2 separate regions of the Homo sapiens genome follow, and region 2 is linked to region 1. The links are chromatin loops, found by intact Hi-C in ENCODE. Cell type or tissue: sigmoid colon. All regions are shown on one strand. Region 1 overlaps DYSF (dysferlin). Region 2 overlaps DYSF (dysferlin).

What was found. Peaks named below come from ENCODE experiments on the same cell type or tissue, not always from the same donor. Only the 100,000 strongest peaks of a DNase experiment are listed, where the experiment ranks them.
Region 2: a loop joins it to region 1, with 2.0 times the contacts of the local background. A loop is called at or near these places in 2 of 110 quality-filtered maps.

The regions. Positions count from the first base shown.
Region 1 is chr2:71,610,344-71,618,343 of GRCh38, reverse strand. It overlaps DYSF (dysferlin), which reads right to left. Exons shown (of 56, transcript NM_001130987.2): 37 at 6,998-7,099; 38 at 6,718-6,879; 39 at 5,538-5,703; 40 at 4,934-5,010. Among named protein-coding and RNA genes, the nearest start is that of DYSF, 150 kb to the right of the region's middle. In sigmoid colon, no CTCF peak of the experiment used is centred here; a DNase peak (open chromatin) is centred at 3,153; H3K27ac peaks cover 1,390 bases.
Region 2 is chr2:71,661,220-71,669,219 of GRCh38, reverse strand. It overlaps DYSF (dysferlin), which reads right to left. Exons shown (of 56, transcript NM_001130987.2): 46 at 4,782-4,952; 47 at 3,916-4,058; 48 at 1,705-1,844; 49 at 378-466; 50 at 13-108. Among named protein-coding and RNA genes, the nearest start is that of DYSF, 200 kb to the right of the region's middle. In sigmoid colon, no CTCF peak of the experiment used is centred here; DNase peaks (open chromatin) are centred at 2,909 and 3,279.

The DNA.
Region 1 (8,000 bases):
CCACACACACACCCCATCTCTACCACACACACACACACCACCTCTACCACACACACACCTCTACCACACACACACACCTCTACCACACACGCCACCTCTACCACACACACACCCCACCTCTACCACACACACACATCCCATCTCTACCACACACACTTATACCCCACCTCTACCACACACACACACACACACCACCTCTACCACACACGCCACCTCTACCACACACACACCCCACCTCTACCACACACACACCCCATCTCTACCACACACACACCCCATCTCTACCACACACACACACACACACCATCTCTACCACACACACACACCCCATCTCTACCACACACACATATACCTCACCTCTACCACACAAACACCTCTACCAAACACACACACCACCTCTACCACACACACACCTCTACCACACACACACACCTCTACCACAAACACACCTCTACCACACACACCCCACCTCTACCACACACACACACCCCATCTCTACCACACACACTTATACCCCACCTCTACCACACACACACATATACCCCACCTCTACCACACACACACCACCTCTACCACACACACCACCTCTACCCCACATACACACACACCACCTCTACCACACACACACCCCACCTCTACCACACACGCACACACCCCACCTCTACCACACACACACCCCACCTCTGCCACACACACACCACCTCTGCCACACACATCACCTCTACCCCACATACACACACACCACCTCTACCACACACACACACACCACCTCTACCACATACACTCATACATACACACACGTACCCCTTTGCCACATAAAACATACACACAGAGTCCCACTTCCAAGCCTTTGCCCGAGCCCTTTTGCCTGCCAGGAAAGCCTCCCTGTCCTCCCCTGTTCACCCACCCGCCTCAGAGGCCGCCTTCCCGGAGAAGCTTCCCTGGTTGCTTAGCCTATGGTGAACTTGCAGGGCCAGGAGACTCCAAGAGTTTGGTCTCCTTGTTAATGAAACATCTCCTCACTTTGACATCACTCATTTGAGATCTTCTGGACACCCCCTCATCCCTTGTCTCTTTGTGACCAGAGTCGGAACTTCCTAAAAGTTATTTCTCTAATTCTTCAACACTCACATATTCCCACCTCCCGAAATTCTCCTTCTCTGAGGACTTGAAGAGGAGCCCCTCTACCTAGGAGTGCTCTCTCGGAATGCTAAGCAAGAGCCGCCCTTGCCATACCCAGCTGGCTCTGGGGGCATCTCAGTGCCTCAAAGGTGCGATTTCTGGGGGCACAGCCTCTATTTGGAGCTTCAAGACCCTCTATAGGAAATGGACAGGGGGTGGCAGGCTCTCTGTGTGTTCCTGAACACTGTTTTTCTTCCCCTAATCATAATCATAACACCAAGAACTGCCTTAATAAAAAAACAACAACAACTAGTGAACAAAGGCCTTAATTTTATTTTAAAGGTAGAAATGAAGTCAGAGACAGAATCAGAGACAGAAAGAGAAACCTAAAAAGAAGAGGAAAGAATGACAATGAAATGTTGGGTGCAGTGCATTCAAATTGTGTGTTTGGATGGAGGTAAGCCCTATTTTTTCATTATTTTTCTATATTTTCCAAATTTTATATAATGAACACGTATCATTTTATTATCTGAAAAAATGAATATATCGTTTTCTAAAGCAGAGAACTAGATGGAATAGGACACTTCTGCTCTCCCTGTGTGAGGACACACCCAGGCCTGCCCTCAGAAAGTTCAAAGTCAAGGCCACAATTCCTGCAATGCCACCACCAAGCTTAGACACACCTCTGGCCAGCACCCATGGAAGCTCGTGCACACACCTGCTCCTACCACCCCCACCTGTCATGCTCACTCATGTGCACACACCACCCCCACCCCTAGTCTGCCACTCTAAAGTCTACACATAGGATGGCTGCACAGACCAAGAACAAGTGGTGGAGTTAATACGTGTGAGTATTTCTCATCCCAATCCTCATCACCATGGAGAACAGTTTAAACAGGCCAGGCACCCCCTAAACAGGGCCCCCCACCCTTACCCTTAGAGACAGACACTGATCTACGAGCCCTGGGATGCTGAGCACAGACCTGCCTTATACACGTTTTGAGTCACCTCCAGAATTGGCCACTCTCGACACAAACCAAAACATTTCTAGAAACCTAAGAAATACTCCGTGGTGAGTGCCAGCCCATGGCCTGAACATCAGGCAAGGGTCTCCGGTGACATGTTCTAAATGTGTGGCCAGCTCATCCCAGGACCTAGGCAGATGCTGGTAAGAAGGCTTTGGGAGCAGAGAGAAGGTGTCACGGAGGAAAGTGACAGGAAGGGACCAAGATGGAAGGGTAACTCTGGCAAGAGCAGGTTTGAGCTAGGAGGGGTCCTAGGACCACAGCCAGGACACAGTGAACACATCCAGCACCAGCCAGGGCTGCATCAACTGTGAGGATGGAACAGGCTGCCGAGAAACACCGGTGGGGCAGACAGAAGCCAGCCAAAATCCAGATTCTGCCAGACCTCTCGTCCCTCCTGTCCCCAGAAGCCAGGGCCCTTCATGCTATCTGCACTGGGGAAGGAGGGAGAGGAAGAAAGCCCAGCCATAGTTATCTAGCAAACCACTGGAACTGCACCCGGGGTCAGCTGCCTCCTGGGTTGGCCTTGGAGCGCCTGTCCTTCAGAGTGCCAGGGACAGGGAGGAGAGGCGAGTGAGTGAAAGATTTCCTGGATCAGCCAAATCAGAGCAATAGATCTCAGAGAAAAACATGGAACAAAGTCAGATACCAGAAAAGGGGCTTCCCCAGAGGGCCAGGGCTCCCTGCAGAACAGAACTGGTCTCCCTGCTGGGTTTGAGGCTTTTGAGAACAGAGTTTTGTCTCTTTCATCAGACAGGGAGCTCCATGAGGGCAAGGTCCAAGCCTCCCCCATCAGAGCAAATCAGTGTCATTTCCTCCTCCTCCCCTGTCCCAGGCCAGGGGAGGCCCAGCCCCTCCCCAGGTGGGTACACCTCCAGGAGCCCCATCCCAGCTCCCACCAGTGCTGCTGGTCTGGCCAGCAGCTCTAGCCAGAGTGGCCGTGTGCTCCCACAAACAGCACAGGCCCAGCTCTGGCTCAGATCCCAGCCCCAGTTCCCTCATGTCAACGCCGGGAGGATGGCCAGGCTGGGCCTCCTCATCGTCTGCCTCTGGCTGTGCTTGTGGCCAGCAGGACCTAAAATAGTCCCTCCCCATCTGAGTGTGTAGACATTTTGAGGGCAGCACACACAGAACGGAAATCCTGCTGGGCAGGCCCTGCACTTCCCTGCACAATCTCAGACAGGCCCATGGAGCAGCCGGGAAACAGGAGCCAGGAGCAGGCAGCCAGAGTTTGGGGCAAATTATCTGCCTAATTCAGCTATAAACACCCAAGCAGCCCAGAGGCACTAGCACTGAGTTTAGCTAAATTTCACATAGGGACATCTGAAATTTCCATTTGGGTTTCCCCAGCCAAGAGAGAGATTCCTCCTCAGATCCATACAGACAGTAGCCAGAAAATTCGTCCATCCATCCATCAACCCATGCACCCATCTACCCACTTGCCAAGACAGACAGACTTTCATTAACACCTCCGCTAAGCGAGGCCTTGTGCTGAGCATTGAGAATACAAAGAGGAAGGAGCCGCAGTTGCTCCCCTGAGCTTAGCCTGGGGAATATGCTAACATTGACAGAGACAGCAGGCCCTAGAGCAGCACAGTGACCCAAAGATAGGCAAGTCTCACAGGAGAAGAGGAGCCAGGAAAGACTCCCCCAAAGAAGCGACCATGCCTAAGTTAAGTCTTAAACAATGATCAAGAGTTGGACAAGGGACAGGGGGCAGGAGGTCTTCCCAGCAGAAAGGCTGGCAGGGCAGAACCCTGGAGAGCCACAGAGGCTGGAGAGATGGAACACAGGGCTTCTGAGGACTTTTAGCATCAGTGAAACTACAGATGCAGCAAGGCCCGAGGACACAGGTGTTGTCTATACAGGCCTGGAGGCTCTGCCTCTGGGTGGCCCAGAAGTTCTGGGAGCCCCAGGGTGCCAGGGGTATGACCAGTATCTTGCAAAGCCCAGAGAGGAGGGTGACAACCTGGAACAGATGGTGAGTTCAAGGCTGGTGCTCACAGTGAGACCTTTCTCCATGTCTACTGTGGGAAGGACCAGATGGGCTCAACCCTACAGAATCCAGAGCCACTCCATGGCCCACAGTCGGGGGAGCGCTGCCCCTCAGCACAAGGTGCCACAGACCTCCTGCCATGCTCTGTGGCATTGGCATCTGCATCACAGGCTGGCCCTCAGTTGCTGAGTATGCAGCAAAAGGAAGACTCCTACCTCCCCCAGGGCTGGAGACCTTAGAATAAGGCCCCTCCCTGCCTCCTTCCTCCTTTTCCCTGCAGATGGAGGAATGGGGCGAGATAGACTCTTGGCTTGGACACAGCCTCTTCTTTCTAAGCTGTCTCCAAGGAGCCACCAAGCACAAGCCCACAGAACAACCTTCCCCCTAAGAAGGGGCCTGTCCCAGATAGGGAGATGGGGCTGGAGGACCCCAGAGATGGCCCACTCACTCCCTCCCCTGTCGTCCTTCTCTCATTTGCTCCTCACCCTGATTTTCTGGTGATCTCCAGGAGAAAGCCCTCACCATGGCCCCCAGGGTAGATGGCCTATTTTTCACATATGCATCCAAGAAAAGGGATTGAGTCTTGCCCAGATGAGCACACCCCACCCCCCTCAGCCAGACTGAAAGCTCCCATCTGGGTCTCTCTACTGGACAGTGTCCAACCGCAGAGCCCAGAAGGGGATGTGTATAGAGGCTGTGTGATAATGAAGGGTAGGGGAGAAGGGGTGGGAATTGATGAGGAATGGAGGGGAAAGGTGACCCAGGCCTCCCTGGAGGATGCCCATCCTACCTGGATGGGGATGAGGGGCTCCTTGTCATCAATGTCGATGAGCACGTCTTCCCCAGGACTGAGTAGGCTCACATCGTCTGCAGGGGAGGGAGCCATCCAGGCCTGAGAGGGGCTCTCTCAAAAGGCTCGCCCCTCACCAGCCCCAGGGCTCAACCAAGGGACCAAGACAAGACCCTGCAGTCTCTCCACATTTCTCAGTCGGTATCTCTCTCTTCCTACTTCCCAATAAGTCCCTCTCTCATCTCCATCTCTCCCATCCTCCTTCACATGCTCTGTCTCCCACTTCTGTCTTCCTCTCCTCACATTTCTTTCCTCCCTCCCCGCATCATTGTCTCCCTGCCCTCTCTCTCCCTCCCCCTGGGCCCACTTTGAGCCCTCACCCCTCAGCTCCAACGGGTATCAGTCACCTGCTCCTGGTGCCCCCCACCCAGAGCTAGGCTCTGCCCTAAGGAAGGTCTCCACCCTGTGGTCTAGCAGAGCAGAAACCACTTCTCATTCAGGTCTCCGTAAGAGAAGGGTTTCAGGATGCATCTCAACTAGGAAGGGTAGCTTGGCCCTGAGGCTCCCCCTTCCCTGACCTGCCCATCATCTCCCCTTCCCCTACCTGGGCCACCCTGTGGGGATGGACTCTCCGCCGAGTAGGGGTCACACAGGAAGCTCTCCAGGGAGCGGATGGTACACTGGCCCACCACAGGCCGGCGGCCAAACTGGCGGTTATCGATGACCTTGACGGTGATGGGGGGGCAGTAGAGCTCCTCCCTGGGCAGCATCTGGGTGGAGGAGGAAGAACGCACTGGCCTGAATCCCCCTCTGGGAAGTCTCCAGGTCAAGCCCAAAGAGCAGAAAATGACTATAAACCGCAGATAATCCCCACAGCCAGAAATCCAAAATGGTGGCTGGCCCAGAGCTGGGCAGTCGAGCGAAGCCACACACCTTTTCTGTCGGCCCCTTGAATGCTGCATGCAGAGGCCGGCTTTCCCCCCACAGCTTTACCTTCCAAATGCATCCTGTTCAGCCTGAAGTGGAAACGAGGCTGCGCTCCCTCACTGGCTGGGGAGCGGGCGAGGGGAGTTGGCCCGGGACTCAACATTTCTTACAGACAGTCCCCCCAAGTGGATACTCAAGAGTTGGCTTACAGACCCAGATTCTTCCCCCCACACACCCCAAAAGCACTTTGAACACAACTTGAAATAATTTATATGCTCTCCTTCAGGGGCGGCTTTGGCTCGGCCAAGAGGAGGCTTCTGTTGACAGCCACTGGGCCTGGAATTTCTACAGCGCTTTCATCTTGCAAACCATTTTCTTTTCCTCAGACCTGCCTTACTCTGGCCACTAGGTCTAGGCATCCCAGGGAGGTGGAGAGGCCTGGAGGGCCTGAGGGCTGTGGGGGTGAGCTCCTTTGAGGGGGCCCAGGCTGGGGGAGGACATGGTCAGAAAAGGTTTGGAGGAATCCTGGAAAGCCAAGCCCTAGCAGGTCCCCAAGGGCGCTCCAGGGGACTGAAACCTGTCCCAGAGGGACAACAGCCAGGGGATGTCTCCTTGGGACTTTCGCTGATCTAGGATTTGGGTATAGGAGGAGCAGGTTGGCCCCGTTTGTCCTACTCAGAGGCCTGAACCCTTCCAGTGAGGAGGGTATGAGCATTTCTCCCCATGTTCACAGGAAAGTGAGGGGTCCTACCCTGGATCCCGCAGGGAATTGGAGCACAAGCCCCAGGCTGCTCGGGGACATGTAGAACTTCTAGCCCCAGGACTCTGGAAGGGGACAGTAGGGAGGTGGGGCTCACCACTTCCATGAAGAGGGTGCAGATGTCAAAGTTGGGGTTCTTCCGGAGGTTCCTGATGACACAGGACTGCACCGTCTGGCCCCCACACTCTACCACGAGGCTGGGGGAGGAGATGTTGGCCAGCTGGTAACTCTTCATGTTCCGCAGGCCCCATGCCAGGATCTAAGCACACAGAATGAGGAGAGTGGCTCAGAAGGCCCCGGGCCCCAGGAAAGGCTGGGGCCAGGAAGGGGAAGGGCAGGCTGCTCCCAGCCCCCACGCCCAGGCCCGGACGGCTCACCTCGATGGCGGTACGCTGGAGCGCTGGCTTGATGTTCTGAGGAACCATGTAGATGTTGGCCTCCCTCTGGGGTGGTGGGTAGGGCAGGTCTGTGTCCTCAGACTGCAGTGGACAGCAGGTAGAATGGAGACAAAGGTGGAAGGAAGACCAAGGCAAAAAGACAAGAGAGAAGGACAGATAGGACAGAAAGAAATGCCAAGTGCAGGGAGAAACAGAGAAGGAAAGACAGAAGTGGACAAACAGGGAGGCAGAAACGAAAAAGCTAAGTCAGTTTCGGCCAGGCATCATCTTCTCCAGGATCACAATTCCAGCACCTTCATCCAGGGTTCAGGTCACCTTGTTCCAACTGAATCCCGTCACCCCTCCTCCCATAATGCAGGCTCTGATGCCCCCTGAGCTGCTCCGGGTCTGCCCCTCCCTGATACGCACACAGCATATGCGTGCACACACTGCCTATTCCATCCTGGCAGATCCACTTCAGCCCCTCTCAGTCCCAGAGAGGACCATGTGCCTGCCCGCCAGCCTGGTTCTCCTGCCTCCTGGCTCAGACCCTTCCGGGTTATCATCTGTCCTGGTATTTCTTCCCCACCCCTAGACACCTTCCAGCCCCAAACCCCCACCTCTCACGCCTGTCCCCTGTGAGGACAGAATACTTGCATTGTGAGCCAGAAAGAGAACAACTGAGCAATGGGAGAAGGGGCTCCCCAGAGCACCAAAGCACACTGCTGGGGAGGGTCTCTCTCCACTACAGAGACGAGCAAGTGTGTGTCAATTCTGGCCTACTAAGAGTTTGCCAGAAAGAGTTGGGCAGGAATCCTCAATGATCACAAAGAACTACATGAGGAAGCAAGGTGGGGCAAGGGAGGCAGGTACTGCCTTAGATAGTTAACCACCAATAACAGCAGTTAGGAACACAGGTGTGAGTCCTAACTCCACTATGTATGACGTTAAATAAATTATTTCACCTCCTATAGCTGAATGTTTTCATCTATAAAATGGTTAG
Region 2 (8,000 bases), 51 kb before region 1:
CTGGCTCCCTACCCTTTCACATAAATGTCGCTCATCTTCTCCCCCGTGAGGCTCAGGTCATCCAGGATCACATCTCTGGTATTCCAGATAATACAACGCAGGAAAAACCTGGGGAAAGGTATCACTCTAATCCACCTAGATTTCCTACCAAAGGATGGGAAGGCCTTAAGAAGCCAAGAAGCCAAGAAGCAGACTGGTCCAAGAGGACTCGATGCCTGCCTGGCTGGACACTGGCCCAGGCCCAAACGAGAACTGTATTCCATGGCCCAAATAGCCTGAAGCCCGGCAGAAAAGAGCAACCGCCTAGTCCCGCCCACAGCAGGCTGCAACGCCCCCACCCCTCAGCCCAGCTCAGAGCCTGTGGCTGGGCAAGTCACCTTCTGGCTCTCCGTGGGGTGATGTTGAAGGGAGGTCCAGGCCGCCCCAGGGCCTTCGGAAATAGGTCGACCCACATCTGCAGCTTCCCCTGCGGAGACAGGGTCCGTTCTCTCCCCACCCTTCTCATTTAACCAGCTGTTACCAAGCACCTGCTCTGGGCCAGATGCTGAGGGCACAGAACAGAGAAACCCAGGCCCTTCCAGAGAAAGCCTCACTGCCCTAAACAGGGGACTACAGGGTCAACCGCAGAGGTGACCACTGCCCCACAGGCCTCTGACTTGGGCCTGTGCCTGGGGGTCAAGGGTCAGGGTGGGCTTCTCAGAGATGGTGGTGGCTGAGCTGAGTCTTGGCAGCCAGGGGAATGGCATGTGCACAGTCGTGGCGTGTCAAAGAGCACCGTTCAGTTATGGAGGGCTCAGAAGGCTTCCATGGCAGGACATCACTCTCCCTGCCCACCCCTTATCCTCCTCCCTCTCTGCAAGCGAGGTGTGAATTTGTCTCATCTTAGAGCAGAAGGAGCAGGAATTGAAGTAATTCAATTAAGTCACTTCTGCAGGGTCACAGAACTAGAAGATGAAAGAGCTGAAGTTTCCACACCTGTTGTGCCACTTTGGGGAGGCCGGTAGCCAAACCACCTAGGTGGAGAGAGAGCTCAGTTCCAAACAACAGAGGTAATGTCCTCTGGCATTCACAAAGGCATCCTCATGGCTCACTTTGGCCTTTCTCTTTGCCTATAACCTTGTCTCCCCTTCTCCTCTTCCAAAACCCAGCTCTGAGCTCACCTCTTCCAGGAAGCCCTCCCTGTCACCATCCCAAGGCTGCTGTCTCTGTGGTCCCCGCCCTTCAGCGTGGGAGGATTCCCCTCCCACTGAGGACTGCTCTCTGTGGGTGGCTTTGTCATTTGGTCATAGGATGCCAGGGCCACCCTGGCTGCATACCCCACAGCCACCCAGCACAGGGCCGGGCATCTGAGACTGAGTCACTGACAGATAGTGGTTGGATGGGGGAATCCAACCTGAAGTCAGGCTGAAACAGAGAGGCTTCAGGATGACAAGGAGAGGTCGGAGGCCAGGCCTACAGGGGTGAGGGGAGAAGCTCAGCCTCGTTTCGCAGGCCCTGAGGGATGGAGGCAGCCAGAGGAAGCCAGGACCTAAAGATCCCCTCCCAGGCCAACCATGGCCGCACTCAGACTGTGAAGAAATGGGTCAAGGAAGGATTGACCAAATCTCAAGGGACCCACTGGCTCCTCTGGGATATCCATGTTGTCCCTGGGGTTGGGGCTTTCTGGAGTTCGAGGACTCTGGGACCCAAGGGTCAAGGTCCTACCTGCTCGATGTCTGGCTGCAGGGGGCTGTAGAGGGGCCGTGACTCCACGTGCTCCGGGACCAGGCCCTGCTGCTGAAGCACATGCAGAGCCAGACGCTCCTCCACTGGGCCCAGGTGTGGGTTTGGGATCCTGCCAGCCTCTGCCCCAGAGAGAAGACAAAAAAGTTGCAGGAGCTGGGGAAGCGAGAGATAATGGGGCTGCCCAGTGAACAGGCTGAGCAGGGCTGCCTAAGAGTCATAAGAAGCTCTAACCCCCGCAGCCTCACCCCCAGCACAGATGCACTTTTTCTGGTCCTCATGTCTCACTTTTGATAGGGGAAATCTTGCTGTCCACTAGCTCCAGGCTTAAAATCCAGATTCCCCATTGCCATCATTTCTACCAAGCCTGTTCTATAGTTTTTATTCCTATTTTCCACCATACAAATCCTCCTGTCTCCAAAGCCTACTTCTTCCAGGAAGCTCTCCCTGACTGCTCCCAACTCTAAGCCTCAGCAACCTTTACTCCTAGATTTGGCATCTTAGTGCTGTTAGTATTATGCTCTCGTTCACTTAAGTTGTTCTACTATTAGCAGTAGCTAAAATAATAGCAATAACAGCAAACACTTCCAGAGCAGGAACCACGTGCCACACACTGTTCTTCAAGCTATTAACATATTTAGTCTTCATGAGGATCCTAGAAGCTGAGTGCTGTTATTATCCCCATTTTATAGAAGAGAAATCTGAGGCACAGAGAAGCCACACAACTAGCAGCAGAGCAGCTGAGATCACATGCTCACTTAGGAAAGGTGCGTGACTAGGCATGAACCTAGGTGCCTGTCCCCAGGTGCGTCCCAGGTACAGCTCCTCCCTGCTAGGGAATGGGTCAAAAACTGGTGCTACAGGTGGGGAGAAGACATGGGGTATTCCTGACCCAGAGAAGCCTGGCCAACCATCCAACAACATGAACTTGGAGCCCACTATGTCAAAGGCCTTGGCTTTGGGAGCTGATGGTGGACACACACATCTGTACATGTACCCAGGTGTGCTCATGCACACCTATATGTACACACACATGTGTTCACCCATCAGACCTGCCCTGCCCATTTCAGTAGGGGCCTCAAAGGAAGAGGCATGCACCTCAGAAGGCACACAGGGCCAGGAACCTGGCTCTGCCCCTAGCTGGTTGGGTGACGTTGGGCAGGTCGTTCACCACTCTTGGTCTTACCAGCCTCATCTGTAAAAGCAGGCAGATGTTGGACCTCACCATCTCTAGCTTTCTGGCTTTTGTTTCCTATGACTTTATGACCATGAGCCATGGCCCTGTGCTAAAGTTGCTCACAGACTAGTAGAAGGAAATGAGACTCCCCCGAAAACAGATGCTCATTCTATGGGAAAAGGGAATGAAGGGGGGCAGGGCTGGGGGCGCCTTATGGCCGAGCCTGGCTCAGCCATGACCTGGGAGAGTCAGGAAAACAGAATGAGAAGGAGGAGGGGGTGGGGGATGGGGGCATCAAAGCCATCATTTCCCTTTTATAACCTTGGCACCAGCTCTGACATCAAACATCTCTGAAGCAACCAGGAGGCAAGGGGCCAGCTGGGCCTGTAAACACCTCTGGGGAGTCTGAGCTGCTCTGAGTGGGTGATGCAGGCCTGCGGGCATCTCAGACACACGGAGAGCATGTGGCGGGATTCTCAGCCAGGAGAGCTGGGCAGGACCCTGGGCAGGACTGGGGGCACTACAAGGCCTGCCTGCCTTGGGATCCTTTAGATGCATGGGCTGTCAGTGGGGAGCTTGGAAGATACCATCAGGGTCAAGCTGCCAGGCTGGTGCAATTCAAGTAGAAAACTGTTTCTGAGAAGTGGACTGTACCCCAAACTCCAACCAGAGTCAGACCAGCCAATGCCAGAAAGAGACTGAGCCTAACTCTGACCCTGACACTGGCTTCAGACTCACCTCTGATCTTGCCCTCGGATGGGCCCCAACCTGGCCTTGGACTGCACTCTGACCCTGGCTGTGCCCTGACCTCTAATTTTCACAGTGGCATCACAGGTCAGTACTGATCCTCAAAGTACCAAGTGCAAGTGGAGCCCATCTGTGCTGCCCTGGAGAGACCCACAGCCTGCTGCTGTGGGTTATGTCCGCTTGGGTCTTTTATGGTAGCAGAGGGTCTGATGAGAGAGGGAGGGATACAGCGAGAGCCCACCATGGTTTGGGGTCATGTGGCAGCTCACCTATCTCTTCAATGGAATATTCTTTATCCTGAAACATTACACGGTCTGTCCGGTACACAGGTGCCTTGACTCTATGCTGCTGGCAGAAGAGGTGGAGGAGCTGGGAGGGGCGGAGCTGGTCCCGCCACTGGTTCGGTCCAGAGCTGAGGAGCAAGCACAAGACATAGATGAGATGCTTCAAGGACACTCATGAGGGTAGAGGGGCATGCAGGGACTGGTGTACCCCCATGTACAGCATTGCCCACTCCTTGCTTTTACAGTGGGTGTCCCATCTGATTGCTCACCATGACTGGGCATCCCCATTTTACAGATGGAGAAATGGAGGCTCAGAGAGAAAAGGACTCATTTAAGTACGGAATTGCAACTTAAATGTTTTCAATTTCCAGAGTTAGATAATCAGACCCAGAGAAGACTTGAGATGGTGGGAAGAGGGGTGCAGTCCTCACATGCATTCCCCTGACATAAACCATCACAAAATTCCCCTTCGGGCCCAGTTGCAGCACACATGTCCTCTCATCTGTTTCCCCTGCTTCTTTCCTGCCTTCCTTCCCTCTCTCCCTTTCCAGGTACCTAGCCCTCTCTAGGCCTTCTATGTGCATTACAGATAACTGGATTATAACAATGTGATGAGCCAGGTTCTTGGTTCAAATCCTAATTCCACCACTTACAAGCAATAACATCTCTGGGCTTCAGTTTCTTCATCTGTGGAGTGGGGATAGGACTCCCATTGGACTCAATGAGAGAATGCCTAGGAAGTGCTAAGCCCAGGGCTGGCACACAGTAAGTGCTCAGTGGTGGTGTGTTGTCAGAGAAGACAGGGGTGGTGTGTTGTCAGAGAAGCAGGCAGCCAGCCCCCATCCACGTACACACAGTAGGTCTGTGGGAGTCCACAGCGAGCCCCAAACTTGGACAGCAGCCTGTTCTCCAGGTCGACGACCGTCTCACCGATCTTTTCGTCCTTGGAGAGGAGGTCATAGTCATAGAGAGTGATCTTTAGGTCCTTCTCCAGAGGCAGAGTGCAGGTCAGCTCGAACATCCTGCAGGAGGGGCAGATTCCCGATGTCAGCCAACACGGGGCACCCAAGGGACAGGCAGGGCAGGACAAGAGCTCGAAACTACCCCAGGGAGTCTTCTTTCCTTGGGCCCCCTACAGATCTTACAGGCCCAACCACCCACAGCACTGCTGTACTGGGCCTGAGTGTGTGTGTAGGGGGAAGGGGGACAGGACTTTCCCAAATAAACTGTGCTGGGCATAAGGCAAGTGCCTGCCTGATGGACCACAGACCGAAAGAATGAATTGGAAATGCACATTAAAACTGAAGCTTTGACCACGACACCAGGAGACAACAGATGCAAGAGATGTGAAACTCCAGAGCCAGGGGCCAGAGCTTTGGAATTTACCGACGACTGGTACCTCCAGTCCAGGGAGGACTCCCGGTAAATTGGGGGACTCCAATTTACCGACGACTGGTACTCCAGAGCAAGGGGCCAGAGCTTTGGAATTTACCGATGACTGGAAACTCCAGGCCTGGGACCTGCTTTCTGGACTCTTCACATCCACTTCTGGGATGGGATGGAGGGAGAATTTGTGAAAAGATTTCTCTGGCGAGAGCTCTTGCTGTATCTGAGAACTCCATCTACCATGTGCATCAAAGGGAGAGGTATTCTCCCTTCTCCCCCTAAAATGAGCTCCCTGCAGGTGAGAGACACAAGCCTGGCACCTGGTGCATGCTCAGGGAAACTTAAGCAACTTGTGGCATGGAGAAGGAGGGCAGGGGCCACATTTGGGAGGAGCTGCACTCTGGCCCATGCCTGGGCAAGGAACACAAGGACTTCCTGGGAGGAGAAGAAACCACTCTGAGGCCAGACTGGAACTGCTCTGAATCCTGCCCTGTGAGACCCCCAGAGGGTTGTAGCAGCGAGAGATTGTGGAGTTGACCATCTGAGAACCAGGGGCTGGGGACAGCAGCTAAAGGGACGCAGCATCTGCCATATCCCAGAAAGTGCAGTGGGAGGGCTCACGGGGGGCTCTCTGAGGAACCTCTGGAAAGCACCCACAGGAAAATAAGTCGGCTTTCAACATCCGTGGTCCAGAGAGTACCCGGATGACAGCGGTGGTGGGCACATGAGACGGGCCCTCTCCCCAGCCCAGACACTGCAGGAGTCAGAACCTCAGAGGTCAGCCAGAGCAGGAAGGGAGAAACACTGGACCAGGAAGGGAGGAAGGCAGGGCCCTTCCTTCCCTACACCACGCGCGTGCGCGCACACACACACACACACGTAAACATACACAAATATACACACACCACACACATATGCAGACACATGGACACAGACATACACACACAAATATGCACACACACACACATGCACATACGTGCACACATATACACACACAGGCACACAAATGTACTCACGTACACACACACACATACATGGACACAGACACACACACATACACACACATATACACAAATGCACATATACACACACCACACACAGACACACAGACACAAACACACATACACACACACATACAAATACACATGCACATACACGCACACATATACAAATACACATACACACACATACATACAACACACATACATATACACACACCACACACATACACGGACACATGGACACAGAGACACATACACACAAAATACACACATGCCACACAGACACACAGACACACACAGACGCATACACCTACACACATGTATACACACAAATACACATGCACACATATATACACACACCACACAGACACACGAACACAGACACACATACACATATACACACACATACACACAAATACATACACACGCACGCACATATGTGCACATATACACACATACACACACATACATACACACATATACACACACAACTGCATCCAAAGAGGGGACACACTCCCCTAGAGCCATCAGGGAGCTCGGGATTCCATACAAATGGGCAGTGGGTTATGGCCTGAGACTGGGTTCGTGAGTTAAAGTGGCTGAGCTCAATGTGAGCAGAAAAGTCACCTGCCTGTCAGTTTCCTCAGGGGAAAGGAGAAGGTAACGCCATGGAATACATGGTGACAAAAACCACCTCATGCGTTGTGTTCGTCTGACACATGGGTTATAGAATGGAAGGGTTTCTGTTGTGATCTGAAGGAGGCTTAAAGCACCAGGCAGACCAGCTTGCCCAGGATTGGGGGGAGATGGGGAAACAGGCATGGGAGGGGTGTGTTCCTGCACTGGCTCCCCTATCTCCCCTGAGTCCTGACACACGCCCACCCACTGTGGAACAGGCCCTGCCCACTGCCCCATCAGCATTAGCCTGAGGTCCTGCGCCAGCCCCTGGAGCTCGCCAGCCCCTGGAACTCATACAGAGTTCCTCTCTCCCACCTACCACTTCCCTCCAATCCCTGCTTGGTGGGAGCTCATCACTGGCCAGGGCTGGTTCACCTTCAAAAGCTGCATTTCCCCAAGGAGACTGGGTCCTCACTGCAGGGTGAGTGACCACAACTAACTCAACAGACCCCGGTTTATAAGTGCAATATGTGACTTGATGACATCGGAACAGTAGGTGTCTTCTGCAGGTGCGAGAGAAATAGCTGCCACCCTCCCTCTGCATCCTCCCCTCTCTGGCCTAAACAAGCTCACATCCAAACAGCAATTCAGGATGCCTAGGAATTACTCCCATGCAATGGGCATTGATTCTTCCTTTCCTTGTTCTCAGATTTCAGGAATCATTTTACTATCTTGGGTCTACATTCTTCCTCTAGCTCTTGCTACAAACACATGTGGGACACTTACAGAGAATTAATTACTAAATGCAATGTCGTATAACAGATTGGATCCTGAGACATTAGTAAGAGGACATTAGTGGGAAAACATGAAATCCTTTAAAAAAAAGTCTAGTTTGGTTAAACGTAATGCACCAATGATGATTTCTTCATTTTGACAAATGTCCCATGGTTAGGTAAGATGATACCAGTGGGGGAAATTGAGTAAGGGGTTACCAGTGGGGGAAATTGAGTAAGTGGAAATTATGCACTGTCTCTGTAACTGTTTAGTAAATCTAAAATTATTCCA